2 separate regions of the Homo sapiens genome follow, and region 2 is linked to region 1. The links are chromatin contacts, found by Hi-C in ENCODE. All regions are on one chromosome and are shown on one strand. Each heading gives the region's core, a stretch centred on a gene start or an enhancer-like site at or near the end of the contact. The rest is flanking DNA. Distances are from core to core; before and after follow the strand shown. Region 1 overlaps H6PD (hexose-6-phosphate dehydrogenase/glucose 1-dehydrogenase). Region 2 overlaps CTNNBIP1 (catenin beta interacting protein 1).

Region 1 (7,296 bases), core at 3,223-5,722:
AGGGACAGGAGAGAAGACAAATGAAGGCATCAGGCTCTGGTGTCCTCAAAGACCCTCCCCTCCCGATCTCCCACTCAGGGGTGAGCTCCTTCCCCTCCAGTGGGCTGCCGGGAAGGTTGGGGGACTCTTCCTAGACTGCTTGGGAGTCTATGAAATGAGATCATCCTGCCCACTGCTCTCTCTCCCATGAGGCCCACAGACCCTCTTGCAAACGGAATGCACTGGCTTGCTCAGTCAGACACACTTACACTCGCAACAGGCACGCGGCTGTCCTCGGTTCAGGGCCCTCACTCACGGCAGCCCTCCCCTCCTCCAAGAACACACACAGCATGACGCTGGGGCCCACAAACCCCTACACCTCATGCCCCAAATAAAGAATTAAAGCCCGGATTTTGGCAAATCAATTTTATTGTTTAAAAAAATAAACGTTACATTTGACATAGAAAAAGACATTTTAAAAATGTTCTTAAAAGGTTTAAAAAGGCATTTGTTCTGGCCAGGCATGGTGGCTCCCGCCTGTAATCCCAGCACTTTGGGAGGCCAAGGCGGATGGATCACCTGAGGTCAGGAGTTCGAGACCAGCCTGGCCAACATGGTGAAACTCCGTCTCTACTAAAAACACAAAAATTTGCTGGGCATGGTGGTGTAATCCCAGCTACTCGGGAGGCTGAGGTAGGAGAATCACTTGAACCTGGGAGGCAAAGTTTGCAGTGAGCCGAGATCGCGCCACTGCACTCCAGCCTGGGCGTCAGAGCGAGACTCTGTCTCAAAAAAAAAAAAGCATTTGTTCTGAATGTGCCTCATCATCCCAGGCAGGCATCTGTAAGTTTCCATTGTTTCCACAAAAACCAGTGGGGTTCCCCTCTCTGGAAAAAAGCACGAACATTCTTGCTGCTTGGCAATGGGTGGCTCTCATGCCCACACCTCTCCACCCAAGGGAACAGTCTCTCTGCTCCTCACCTGGCAGAAGCCCAGACCCTGAGTCCCTAGCGCGGGGCAGAGCACAGAAACATGATCCAGATGCAGCAGGCCCCGCCCGTCTAGTTCTCCTGCAACAGCCTCTTAGCACTGCTCCACTCTGACCTGCCCGGCTGGAATCACAGTTCCCACTCCGGCACAGGTAAAGATGAGCTCCCAGGATCCAGCAGGGGCTCTGCCCCTGGGGATCTGCCGCCAGCCGGCTCTTCCCGGTGGACAGAACTAGGAGGGGCAGGCTGTACCCAGCACATCTCAGAGAGATGGAGGCAAGCTGGGTTCCTGATGATTTCCAGCTAATACAGGTCCTTCCTCCTGCATGCAGGCGCCCCGTAACGCTTTATAACAGACGCCTCTAGACTTCTGTGGGGGTAAAGTGAAGGACCCAAAGCGACACAAGTAGTGTCTGTTCACACTTCCACTTTCAAAGCTAACTACTAGCTGTTCAAATATACTCCATACAGCTTTCAGCAAATCAAAGTGTTTACCTCTCCCACACCAAGGGAAGAAAAGATGCAGACTGCCTTTAAAGCACCTGTCAGCAAGGCGAGGGTTTTAAAGATCAGCCTTGAGAATCAAAGCAGCAGCAGAAGTGTCATTACTCCAGTGCTCTCCCTTCCCGTTCGTGGGTCACACAGAGACAGGCACATCCCCAGCGCTTTGCAAACAGAAGCGCTCCCAAAAGTTGGCTAGAGGGTACACTTCGGCAAAGGGATCATCTTCCCCCTGGCTTGCTGGACTCTTGGAAATGCGTCTGAAAGCCCTTGCCATCCCGTCTTGTGCTGATGACAGCATGAGCCCGGTTGCACCTTGCTCAGCAACAAGCTGCGAGATCCTCAGCTTCTCACTCATACCCCACCTTGAGCTGCTGACGGCGGCCTGGAGAACCGTGTGTGGCTGTTCCTGGATGACATCTGCTGTCACTAGCCTTCCCAGAACACCCGCTGCCCAGGGTTCCTGCTGCCTTCCCCGGTGGACAGATTTTGCAGGGAAGACTGAGGAAATGGGAGGGGGAGCTCTGCTCTAAAGCAGAAGGCACAGAAGGTGGGGTTTTTGTTTTATAGGGAGACTGCCCAGTGTGCTGCAAAAGGAAAACCAACAACAGGGAGTGCCCAACTCACCCCCTCTGCATGAGCAAATGCAGATGGACACTGGACTGTGCCGACTGACACCGGGACTCACACTTGCTGGTCAGTGGACGAGAGGTAAAAGCAGGCAGGATTATTACAGGAATAAATCTGCACTTCCAAAGAGGCAGCTCCCATGACTGAGTTACAATGCTTGGAGCCCCCGAGGGCAGAGTGGCACCAGCTGGGAGGTTGACACTGCATCACTGCTTCGGATGCCCTCACAGGCTCTGACTCGCTGCCAGGTGCTGGTGAGGCTGGAAGAACTTCCTTCCTTCCTATGTACAATGCAAACAGTGCCGCTTCCAGTGCTACCCACACGGGTGCAGCCTCACGGGAGAGTTGCGGAGAGAGGGAATGCGTTCAGTTCAGCCAGCGGACGGCCAGGGGTAAGCGGCCCCTAGTGGGTCACATGGCCTATGATGTCTGGAGACCGCAGATCTTCACCCTCTGGAGTCTCATTTGCAGAGTCTCATTTGTCGTCCGGTCACTGTGGCCACCTCACCCTCGTCACCACGGGCCTTTCCTGTGCCGTGCTCACTCTGACACTGAGATGCTGCCAGGCAGTTTTTTTTTTTTAAATCAGTGGAGTAAGTTCTAAGGGAGCCCCATGTGCTTAAGATAAAAACGTAGCTGGTAAAGTGGAGGCAGAGGCTGCTTCTGTGAGGCTGCATATATCTTACAGGACAAAAAGTTTTGTACTTGAAAACCAAATTCTGGGAAATAGCCCTGCAGGTTTTTGGGAAGCGTCTCCCTCCCTGTCGTGAGTTCCACCTGGGCCCTCCGGGAGAACAGGGACAGGAGAAACACAAGCAAAGCAGACAGGCCCGGAATTGGGAGCCTGAGCCCTGCATATTTTGGAAGGGAACCCCTCGAGGGACTAGTCTGGAATAGTAGGCCAAACGGTAGGAAGCTTTGATTACTCTGCTAACTTGGGGGCCCAAGAGTAGGGCTAAAGCATTGTCTGCAGAGAAACAAACAGGGAAATTCAGTAAGAAGGGCCTATTTTAACTTGCAGTTAGCAGGAGAATTTGTCCCCAGATTTTGATCTAGCTTAAAGTCCCTTGATTCCTTCCCCTCTACAAATGGCAATCACGGTTGCCCTAGAGATGCTGACTGACAAGGTCTCCCAAAGGAGGGGCCCTTCTGCCATTTATGGGCCCCTAAGTGCACACGTGGGCTTCCATGCGGATGGAATCATTGGTCCCCACCAGGGAACCTGGACTGTGGGAGCTGCCGCCACCATAGGACCCAAGGGCTTCCAGACCAGGAAGAGGCAAACAGCCTGCCTGGGAACACAGTGCTGGAACTTGGGACTTGGGTTCTGAGCGGGGCTGCTCCCTGGGCTGTTGTCATCACTCTTTCCTTTTTTTTTTTTTTTTTTTTTGAGATAGGGTCTCACTCTGTTTTCCAGGCTAGAGAGCAATAGTGCAATCACACCTTACTGCAGCCTCAGTCTCCTGGGCTCAGGTGATCCTCCCACCTCAGACTCCCGAGTAGCTGGGACCACAGGAGGGCACCACCATACCTGGTTTTAAAACTTTTTGTAGAGATGGGGTCTCACTATGTTGCCCAGGCTGGTTTCAACCTTCTGGGCTCAAGTGATCCTCTCACCTCAGCCTCCCATAGTGCTGGGATTACAGGCATGAGCCACACCTAGCCCAATTTAGTGAATTTTAAGAAGCATTTTAAAAAAATGAAAACTAAAACATAGAGGATATCCGAGGTTCTAAGGTTAAGAATTTCTTTATGAAACCTGCTTGGAACACAGTTGTAAACAAATGGACTGATTTATGATGGAAGGCACGTTTCTTGCTGCAGATCATGGTCTGAAGTTTGAAAGCCACCAGCCTAGAGGGTTCTGAAAACTTCTCCTTCCTAACACAGCTGAAGGAAAAGGGGTGGGTAGGGGCGGAGGCACAGGGACATCTCCAGGTTTGGACTTTTCCAACATGATTTGCAGAAGGCACTTGATTCTGGAAAGTAGACCTTTGGCATTTCGACCCTCACCCACACTCCCACACCCACTCTGCACAGATCGGTGGTGCATCCGAGGCAGGGCTGAGTTAGAACAGGACATCCTAGACTCGGCGGCAGTGACTATTATTCAGAAATGGCACATCAAGGGCCGGCCTGCCCTTCATCCTGCAGGGGTACTTGGGCATGTGGAGGCCCCTTTCTCCCTGGTGTTGCAACTGGAGAGGAGTCGGTTCCTGAAGAACAGATGGGAGAGTGCTGGGGCCAGGTACCCTGGGAGAGAGGAGGGAAATGAAATCCGGCACAGGGGCTGCGGGGATAGGGGCAGTCAGGAGGCGGCAGTGCGGTGCAAGGGCCCCCCCACGCGGCCAGCTGTGGAACTTCCACCACGACTCCCTGTCCTCTCCTGAGCCCGCCCATCACGTGTAGAAGCTCAGATGCTGGGCGCCAGGAGGGCGGCTTCCTGGCTCTGGGCACCGTGGTTCTGTCCTAACGAGGGGCGCTCTCTGGGTGTAAAAACAGATGTTCTGGCTGGGCGCGGTGGCTCACGCCTGTAATCCCAGCACTTTGGGAGGCTGAGGTGGGTAGACTGCCTGAGCTCAGGAGTTCGAGACCAGCCTGGGCAACATGGTGAAACCCTGTCTCTACTAAAATACAAAAATTAGACAGGCATGCTGGCCGGCGCCTGTAGTCGCAGCTACTCGGGAGGCTTAGGCACGAGAATTGCCTGAACCCGGGAGGTGGAGGTTGTAGTGAGCCAAGATCTCGCCACTGGGCTCCAGCCTGGGCGACAGAGACTCTGTCTCAAAAAAAAAAAAAAGAGATGCTCTGTCTGGCCTGGGTTGTTGTTGGTGGCCAGAGTAAGTGGTGTGAACAAGAGCCCCGGCTTGGGAACATGTCTCAGACTGGCATTGAAAATGAAAGCCAGGATTCCTCTAAATCCACCGCCTTGAAGTGTAAACAGTCCAGAGAGAAACCGACTTTGCCATGCTCCCTCACCCAAGAAAGCCCTCTCTCAAAATGCGCTAGAAAGTTTATATCTGCCTGATCCAGAGAGCAAGTGGAAGGTGCGGAGAAGCCAGACAGAAAAATCGACCTTAACCAAGAGTTCCATCTCCCAGCCTTAAGTTGTGGGATACTGAACAAACAAAACTACACATGTCCTGGGAATTTTGCTTTGTGGTGTTTTTAAAAAGAATGTCAGAGCCCTCCTTGGGGGCTTCAGAAAAGCAGGTATTGCTGGCCCATGGCTTCTCAAGATCACAGTCCCCAACCTATGCTCACTGAGAAGATACCCGCTTACTTCCCCAGTCTCAGGCAGAGAGTTCGTGGTGAAGTGATAAGTAGCAGGAGAGGCCAGCAGACAGGAAGCCACGGGGTCACCAAGGGGCAGGGAGAGAAGGCCTGGCTGCGGCCCCGTCACCCGCCAAGCGAGCCCCTGAAAAGGCTGTGGGCAGCCCCCCTGCCAGTGAGGCCTAGCTCCTGTCTGGTGGGAGCAGAGCCGCCTGGATGGCCCAGTGTCACTCGATGCTCCATCTCTCTCCCCGCTAATGAGCTGTCACCTCAGTGGGTGATTTAACTGGATCTTTCCTGGTAAAACAAGAGGGGCTATTGAGAGCGGAAACACCCATCCGGGAGTCCCCTGAGATGGAAATGACCCTCTTAAATTGGGGATCTCTGGAATGTCCTGATTATCTGCACCCAGTGTGCTTCCTGGAGGAAGGCTAGCAGGACAGAGGAGCAGCGGAGGGCAGGGGTCCTCCCTGAGGAAGTTGGGGGAATGAGACCCCACCTCCCCACGCAGAGCAAGTCATCAAATGAGAAATGGAGCTCCAAACAGCACTGAGATTTCTGGGGCTGGGCGCAGTAGCTCACACCTGTAATCCCAGCACTCTGGGAGGCTGAGATGGGAGGATCGCTTGAGCCCAGGAGTTTGAGACCAGCCTGGGCAACATAGCAAGAGCTCATCTCTGCAAATATTTTTTTTAATTAAAAAAGAAAAAAGATTTCTGGAACCCTTTCCACAGTCTAGTCTTTGCCACTGTATTCCTGTTATCAGCCCTCATTCTCTATAAATGGAGTCTGAAGAACAGCAAAGACACAGGGAGGAGCCTGGAATTCCTACTGCACAGCCAGGATGGAGGAGACAGGGATGGCAAGCGGGAGCAGGTGGAGGCAGTGAAGAGGAGGGCCAGAGGCTAGATGTGCAGAGGTTCTAGAAGGAGGGGCAGCTGGGGAAGGAGGGGCTTGACCCCCTCAGGGTCTCAAGACAGTCCCCAATGCCCCTGCTTTGCACGGGGCAATGTACTCCCCTGGGCGCCTCTGCACCCTTCTGTCTACCAATCATGCTCTGAATGTTCCCCGGGAGCCAGTTCAAGGATCACCTCCCCCAGGAAACCTTCCCTGATTAACCTCAGCCCACCACGTCACGTCTCCTCTTGTGAACGCCGGAGTTTGGGCGCCATCCCGTGTTGTGCTGGTTGATATGAATGTGTAACTGCTGGAGGTCTTTTCTTAAGACTTCTCTCCTGGCCTGAATTTGAAGCTTCTCAGGAGCAGACTCCATTTCTTCCTTGTTTCTGCATCTATCCACCAATACACAGAGCTGCCGGTCAAAGGCATCGGGACAAGGCTTGTCCTGCCCTCTCTGGGGCCTGACTGTGGGATAGAAGGTTCTGGAGAGCCAGGGCACGCTGGGCAGGTGGCGGGGCCGAGAAGGGAGGGAAGACACGGGCGAAGGAAAGCACAGGAGCGAAGCGGGCAAGGGGCACAGGCGCCCTCATCCCAGGAAGGCGTCGTAGTCCATGTACCACACCAGCTGGCCGGAGTGCGGCAGGACACCCGAGATGGGCCACTTCTTGGGCTCATGGCCCACCCGGCTCACCAGCGTGGTGATCTCACGCTTCATCCTGCCCATGACCAGGACTGCCACCTTCTTGGCGCGGTTGATGAGAGGCAGGCTAAGGCTCATGCGGCGGTGTGGCTGGGAGGGGCTCGTGGTCAGCACGACCAGCTGCTCGCCATCCAGGCCAGTGGGTGACTGTGGGAAGAGGGAGGCTGTGTGCCCGTCGGCACCCATGCCCAGCAGCACCAGGTCGAAGCTGCTGTTGGCCACCAGGGCTGAGATCTCCCTGGCATAGATCTGGGCGCCCTGGTCCTCCTCGGCGCAGAGCCGCTGCTGCAGGTGCACAGGCATGGGGTGGATGTTGTAGTAGGG
Region 2 (7,296 bases), core at 1,322-3,821, 600 kb before region 1:
GGGAGCCACCATGCCCAGCCTCCACCCAACTTAAAATCATTCAGTGGCTCCCCACTGCCTTGAGGATAAAATCCAGCCCCTTTAGCTTGGTGAGCAAGACCTGACCTCACACTGTAAAGGGCCATAGTGAATGGCCATGTTCATGCCTTTCTGCCACTGCATTTGCCTCTTGGCCGCCAGGAACCAGCCTTCACCCCCACCTTACTCCCCTGCCCCCTGCAACCTGGGCCAGGCCCTCCTGTCACATGTGCATGTACCTCAGCTGTGCTACACCCACACTGTCTCCTAATCCATCTATTGACCGGGCTCTGAGCTCCTTGAGCTTGGAACTGTGGCTTCCATCTTATTGTTTGTCATGTTTGGACAAATAAATGAACTGGGTTCTAGTCCCCAAGGGTGTCTAAGCAGACCTGGAAACCAGAGAGACTTGGCTTTGAACCAGAGGAAGTCAGTACTTCTCAGGAAGGTCGCCCTGCTGGGAAGGGGCAGCTGCAGGAATGGGGAGGTCCAGAGCTTCCTGAAGCAGGCCTGTGGAGTGCTGAGTCCAGGCTTCTCTCATGGTCAGTGTGGCTCCCTCTAATGCGTAGTGATTTTTTTCCCAGTTATAGAATTGTGCATAGTCATTTTAAAAAACTGGGGAAAGGGAGAAAGAGCAGAAAAGTTTGAAATATTGAATCCTACTGCATAGCTGTAATCACTCTTACCCTTTGTTAAGTTCCCTGTCATCCTTTCACAAACATGCATACATCTGTAGCACAAGGCTGGGACCATAAACATTTTAATACCTGTTTTTTTTTCTTGTTGTTTTTTTGTTTTGTTTTGTTTTTTGAGACAGAGTCTCGCTCTGTCACCCAGGCTGGAGTGCAATGGTGCGGTCTCGGCTCACTGCAAACTCCACCTCCCGGGTTCATGCCATTCTCCTGCCTCAGCTTCCTGAGTAGCTGGGACTACAGGCGCCCGCCACCACGCCTGGCTAATTTTTTATATATTTTTTTAGTAGAGACGGGGTTTCACCGTGTTAGCCAGGATGGTCTCAATCTCCTGACCTCGTGATCCACCTGCTTCGGCCCCCCAAAGTGCTGGGATTACAGGCGTGAGCCACCGCGCCCGGCCTTAATACCCATTTTTAACATCCATTTTTTACGCATGATAATTTCACTGTGTTCTTAAATAATTTCCAATAAAACTTTTTTTTTTTTTTTTGAGACAGAGTCTCACTCTGTTGCCCAGGCTGGAGTGCAGTGGTGCTATCTTGGCTCACTGCAACCTCCACCTCACAGGTTCAAGCAATTCTCTTGCCTTAGCCTCCCAGGTAGCTGGGATTACAGGTGCATGTCACCATGCCCAGCTAATTTTTGTATATTTAGTAGGGATGGGGTTTCACCATGTTGGCCAGATTTGTCTCAAACTCCTGACCTCACGTGATCTGCCCACCTTGGCCTCCCAAGGTGCTGGGATTATAGGCATGAGCCACTGCGCCCAGCCCAGCCACATGCTTTTTTAAGCAGGACAGTGTTTACTTGAGGAACAGGGATGACTTGGGCTGTTAGGTATTTCAGAAAGGGGCAGAACAAATGGGGAACACTTTCTGCTGCATTTTTACCCTGGGCCCTCCACCTATAGGTGCCTTCCAATGTGCTGGTTCTCTGAGAGCTCCGGGTCTCTTCTTGCCTCAGCACTGCACTGGGGTGGTGCCCAGCAAGTACAGTTCCAGGCCTCTGATGGTGCTTTGCAAAGGCCACCCATGGCCAGTCACCCGCAGAACTGTCATCCTCCCACAGTGCCTCAGAATAGGCCCTTGTCCGGCCAGGCACGGTGGCTCACACCTGTAATCTCAGCACTTTCGGAGGCCAAGGTGGGCGGATCACGAGGTCAGGAGATTGAGACCATCCTGGCTAACATGGTGAAACTCCGTCTCTACTAAAAATACAAAAAATTAGCCGGGCGTGGTGGCGGGCGCCTGTAGTCCTGGCTACTCAGGAGGCTGAGGCAGGAGAATGGCGTGAACCCGGGAGGCGGAGCTTGCAGTGAGCCGAGATCGCGCCACTGCACTCCAGCCTGGGCGACAGAGCGAGACTCGGCCTAAAAAAAGAAAAGGCCCTTGTCAAGGTGTTGCTGAGAGGGACCCCGCCTAGACCTAGACTTGGCTCATTTTGTCAAGGAAGCTCCTTGTTTTTTCTCTGCCTGGGGGCCTCCTGGGGCCATGCCCTGGTCTGCTGCCACCCTTCTTGTCTCTGGGAGCTGTGTGCTGGCACCGGGGCTCCCAGGCCTGTTCCTGCCTCCACCTGATCACACTCTTTCTCCAAGACACTTTCCAGGGAAGGTTCCCCCAGCTGCGGCCAGCCAGGCTTTCCCCTTTGGAAGCTGAGGCTGCTGGTTCAGGATCTGCTGCCAGAGAGCCTAAACTAGGTCAGTTGGCTTGAGGGTTACACTGGGAACCTTGTTAAAATATCTGTGGTCATGGGTAGATCAGCAGAAACCAGGCTGTAAGGAAACGGCCTCTCCTTTCGTAGCATGGCATGAGGGAGGCAGCTCTCTGCTCACCAACCCCCTTGACCCCCTCAGCGGCCCTGCCCTATTAGGGGTGGTGGCATGATCTCCATGTTACAGCTCAGTGTGGAAAGTTCTTCCTGGAATCCCCCATAACAGCCTTCCAGCCTCTGTTCTTTCACTTCCTTCATGAAGCCCTCGCTGACCCCTTCCAAGTCAGCATGTGCCCTGGAGCTCCATGCCAGTCTTACCACCTTATGTTGGCAGCCCCTCGGGACCAGGGTCTGTGCCGTGTTCACCATCACACATGAGTCCCCCATCCCGCCTCTGGTGCAGTGTAGGTGTCTGCTGGATGGATGCCTGGACTGCGCCTTCCAGGGCCAGGCTGCTGGAGCAGCTCCTCCTTGGGGGCAGCCGGCTGGGCCCCTCCTTTGCACTGGCCCGGTGCCACACGGATGATCTGCTGGGGTTTCTGGGTCCCCTCTCTCCCCGCATGTGGCTTGGAGGCTTCTCTCAGAGGCTCCAGGCGGTAACAGACTCTGCACTGAAATTATAGTCAGGCCCAGGGAGAATTCTAGTCTATGAGATGGGAAGCTAATCTTTGTTAACTTTAATCAACACTTATATGAGAATTACCTGTAACCTAATAACAAAATTAAACCAAAAATCACCTATATATTGAATTGAACAGAAATCAGCCAGGAGGATTTGGTGTATAAGTTGTGTCACTGAAAAAGGGGGAAAAACAATCCCAAGAAAAGCGAGGAATGTGCTGAAGTGCAGGGCCAGCTGCTTACTCAGCACCTGGCTGCGGCTCCAGGGAGGGTCGCTTTGACCCCAGCTGCTTACTCAGCACCTGGCTGCGGCTCCAGGGAGGGTCGCTTTGACCCCATCACCCCGCGTCATGGGTTCTGTTGTTTAGAACTGAGAACAGATGCCCGAATGGCCTCAGAGAAGTCCTTGTGGGACTCTACACTTCCCCCCTCAAGCCCTGGTAAGAGGCAGGCCCTGTCAGAGAGGGGCATTGAGGGCTGCTCCATCCAATGGCTGGACGGTTCCACTCACATCAGCCCACAGTTGCTGTGTGCTAGGCACGGTGCCACCCCTCAGCACTGCCCGTGAGCTCCTGGACCAGCAGAGCAGACTGGCGTGTGAACTAATGCGTAAAGAGCTTTGGGCTGAGGGAGGGGAGACCACCTAGGAAGCCACAGAGAAGAGGTGCTGTTTGCACGGGGCCTTGGAGAATGCATGCGGATGTGCGTGTAGAGAAACCGGTGGGAAGGATGCTACAGGATTCTCCTCCAGAATGCTGGGCAAGAAGGCATGACAGCTTGGGGTCGGGTGGAGGTCAGGGGACAGTCTGTAGCACTGAGCTCTCTGAGCATGCTCTACACATTTGCACACCTCAATCACTGAGGGTGCTTGTTAAAATGCAGACTCCTGGGCCCTGCCATAGCCCCAGAATGCCTGCCAGATGAGCCTGGGAATTTGCATTTTAAGCAAGCTCCCAAGGTGATTCAATTCTGATGCCCACTAAAATTTGAGAATATGCCAGGATGGGGCAGGCACGGTGGTGCATGCCTGTAATCCCAACACTTTGGGAGGCTGAGGCAGGAGATCACTTGAGTCCAGGAGTTTGAGAGCAGCCTGGGCAACATAGTGAGACCCCATCTCTATTGAAGGTGTGTATATAAAAGAAAAAGAAAAAAAGAGAGAGAATATGTCAGGGTTTTAGGTGAAGACCTGGTCTTCTCTGTCCCTTCTTGGCAATCAAAGCTCCCTGGTCTATGAGAGCTTATATTTTGGGGAACCAAGGAATTTGAATACAGGGAATGAACACCTTACCTGGGAAGACATATCACAAAGGTCATGTGTGTGTCACGCTCAGCAGGGATGGGAGGGTGGGAACAGGGCAAGATGGATTTGGGGGAGCACATCTGGGATTAGAACAGAGCAGGGATAACGGAGCCCCAAGGTGCGACCCTGTGGGATGTCGTTTATGATGCTTTATGCTGTGGATGTTATCCTGTGGCTAGTTAGATTGGGGATAGATTCATCACGTTGTACAGATGAGTAAACTGAGGCTAGATGTGCAGGGACTTCCCCCTGGGATACACAGCTAGTCAGAGTCAGACCCAGGCTGGGTATCAGCTCCAGGGTCTTGGTACTGGGGTACCACAAGGGACCCCAAGCCTAGGAGGGCCTTTAGCTGCCTCCTGAGCTCTTTTTGGCTGTTCCAGGAGGCCTGATGTCTCTACTGGGAGCTGGCTCAGCAGCTTGGCAGCTCGATGCACGTCCACACAGCACTGGCTGCTGCAGTGCCACCGCCCAGCAGCCTCTTGTGCCTGTGGTGGTTGTCAGCCTGGAGCCCAGGAGGCGCCCCTGAGCCTGGTGCTGCTTTGGCTGCTAAGACCCTGGTGGATCACTGGTCGCCGGCCGCCATCCCCATAGCAACCCAAGTGTATGCTGTCTCTGGGTAAAAGCCATCCCCTGGGGACTCTGGAGCATCAGAGCTGAGATGTATAGAACACCCAGCTCATAGTCCCGAGCTGCTGAAAATAGCACATGCCACCAGCAGGTCTTGGTTTGTGTGGGAGGAGGCCCAGTCCAGGGTGGTACCTGAGTTTTGTCCCCTTCAGAAATGCTTCCCTTTGGAGGAGCGTCTGGGTCCTGCTTTTCCAGGTAGCCTTTCCCTAGAGCTGGTAGTTCAGCCACTGCAGTTTTGGATAGCCAGGTAGCAGATGCTAGTTGGTATTAATAGCAAGATTAATGAGCTCGTGGGAGGAGGAAAAGGTACCACAACCAAAAACCATATGGTCAGAGAAGAGGATGAGACACAGAGTGGGCGTTGTCCTGGACACTTGGGAGCATGTGGTCGCATTCCCTCTCCAGCCTGGTCTGCCATGTGTGTCAAGGATGGGCCCTGGGCTTGCCAGGTGGCATTCCCTGGACAGTTGTGAAGCACTTAGCCAAAGTTAGCTCCCTCTGCTGATGGTGACTCACAAAGGGAGCTCCCCGCATCAGCCATGAGAATTTGCAGACCCTGAAGATTTCAGGTCACATTTCTGAATTTTCACGCCCCACTTTTTTACCCTCTTTAGGAGGAGTAAGGCTCCTGAGGAGTTCAGGAGGCCTCCAGGTACCTGACCCCAGAATGTCTGACACCGTCCTGGGAAGTTCTGGCCAGCAAGGAAGAGGGGTGGTGAGGATTTCAGTGGTCTTGCAGGATGATGTGGCAGAAGCTCCCTGTCCCCAGGGCACATGGTTGTGGGGAGCTGGGCCTGGAAGAATCCTGATTCTTTTTTCTTTTTTTTTTTTTTTTTGAGAGATGAAGTCTTGCTCTGTTGCCCATGCCAGAATGCAGAATGCAGTGGTGTGATCTCGGCTCACTGCAACCTCCGCCTCCCAGGTTCAAGCGACTCTCCTGCCTCAGCTTCCCAAGTAGCTGGGACTACAGGCATATGCCACTACGCCCAGCTAAGTTTTGTTTTTTTTTTTTTTTTTTTTTTTTTTAGTAGAGACGGGGTTTCACCATGTTGGCCAGGCTGGTCTTGAACTCCTGACCTCAGGTGATCCACCCGCCTCAGCATCTTAAATTGCTGGGATTACAGGCATGAGCCACCACACCCGGCCTAGAATCCTGGTTCTGAATTGGGTGATGCGGGAGTGTCCATCTGTGACTGAAGTTCCCCTTTTTCTCCAGTGACATTGTACAGGGCTGTGCCCTGCCTGGTCTGTGGAGCCTGCAGGGCCTGCGGCCTTTGGGAGTTTAGCCAGGCTTTTTTGTACCCTCATCAATTTTGGAGGAAGGACTTGTGCTCAGGTCTGTTTTCTTTCTCCCTGGCCACCTCTGAGCACCTGTGCTGAGTTGGACTTTGCAGGATCCTGGATCTGGAGAAGTTCCCTGGGGTAAGAGGTCAGCTTGTCCCTCCCACACCCAGATGCTTTGGTGAAATGAAGCCAGGACCAAGCCCTCCTCTTTGCTGTGAAAGCAGACCCCACCATGTTGGATAGTCCAGGGAGGCACCCTGGAGGTGGGAACAGGGTCTACAGATCAGGGTCACAGGCCTTTGTCTGCTACATTTCACCCATGTGGCCTGGGACCAGCCTGTTTCCAAGTTTGCAAATTAGGAGCTAGTGCAGCACTAGGCTCCGCCAGGATTTCCCCAGCCAGGTCTGTGAAATGCCCTTGCTCTGTGGATTGGCCTTGGGGCTTTAGAATCTCCATGCTCCTCTCTTTCATCCACTATTGCTGACCCAGCTATAATCCTGCAGGGCCAATAGCAGCCTGCCCTGGCAGTTCAGGAAATGCATCGAGCTGCCCAGTATATTCAGGAAAGGACCTTTGAAAGACTTCAGCTTAAGAGTCTCAAATAGCAAGAGGGATTCTCAGCAGACTTTGGGAGTTGTCAGAGGCCCCCAGGAGGCTTTCTCCAAAAGCCTGAGTAAGCCAGGCCAGGCCTAGGGTGAGTGTTGGCGGGAGCAGAGCTGGTTCCAGCATGCTGGTGGGAGTTCATCCTGAGCTCCCATTGTCTCTCTCCCGCCCCCGGCTAGGGGCCAGCTTCCCTTTTCTAAGCTCCTGCATATTTGTCATTTTTTCTCCCCAGTCAATTGACTGGACTCCACTAAAGGGGCAAAGCTGGCATTGGGCATAGGATGGGAGGGCCTGCTGGATACCCTGTCCTGGTTTAGAAAGCTGCGCCTTTGCCAGTGTCCTGGCCCTGGTTTCCAGGGCAGGTGAGCCAGGGGACTAGTGAGGTGTCTGGTAGGGCAGTAGGCAGAGATAGGGAGCAGGGCTCAGGGGAG

Evidence for each region. Hi-C counts contacts between places; a loop is a spot of excess contacts on that map. Pooled maps may share reads with other maps.
Region 2: a map of chondrocyte shows a loop between it and region 1 (3-fold over the local background). The contact joins two enhancer-like sites. A Hi-C loop is called at or near these places in 1 of 168 maps with a recorded cell type or tissue (chondrocyte), 1 of 37 single-sample maps with no recorded cell type and 1 of 50 pooled maps.

What each region holds. Positions count from the first base shown.
Region 1 is chr1:9,264,432-9,271,727 of GRCh38, reverse strand. H6PD (hexose-6-phosphate dehydrogenase/glucose 1-dehydrogenase) reads right to left here. Exons shown (of 5, transcript NM_004285.4): 5 at 391-7,296. The coding sequence ends at 6,859. Among named protein-coding and RNA genes, the nearest start is that of SPSB1, 25 kb to the left of the region's middle. Within about 2 kb of position 4,472, at least 4 of the 41 ENCODE cell types and tissues checked have a DNase peak (open chromatin) inside an H3K27ac peak, as active enhancers do.
Region 2 is chr1:9,859,136-9,866,431 of GRCh38, reverse strand. The region is part of intron 5 of CTNNBIP1 (catenin beta interacting protein 1); the gene reads left to right. Among named protein-coding and RNA genes, the nearest start is that of CTNNBIP1-AS1, 14 kb to the right of the region's middle. RefSeq lists an enhancer at 5,895-6,789. Within about 2 kb of position 2,571, at least 3 of the 41 ENCODE cell types and tissues checked have a DNase peak (open chromatin) inside an H3K27ac peak, as active enhancers do.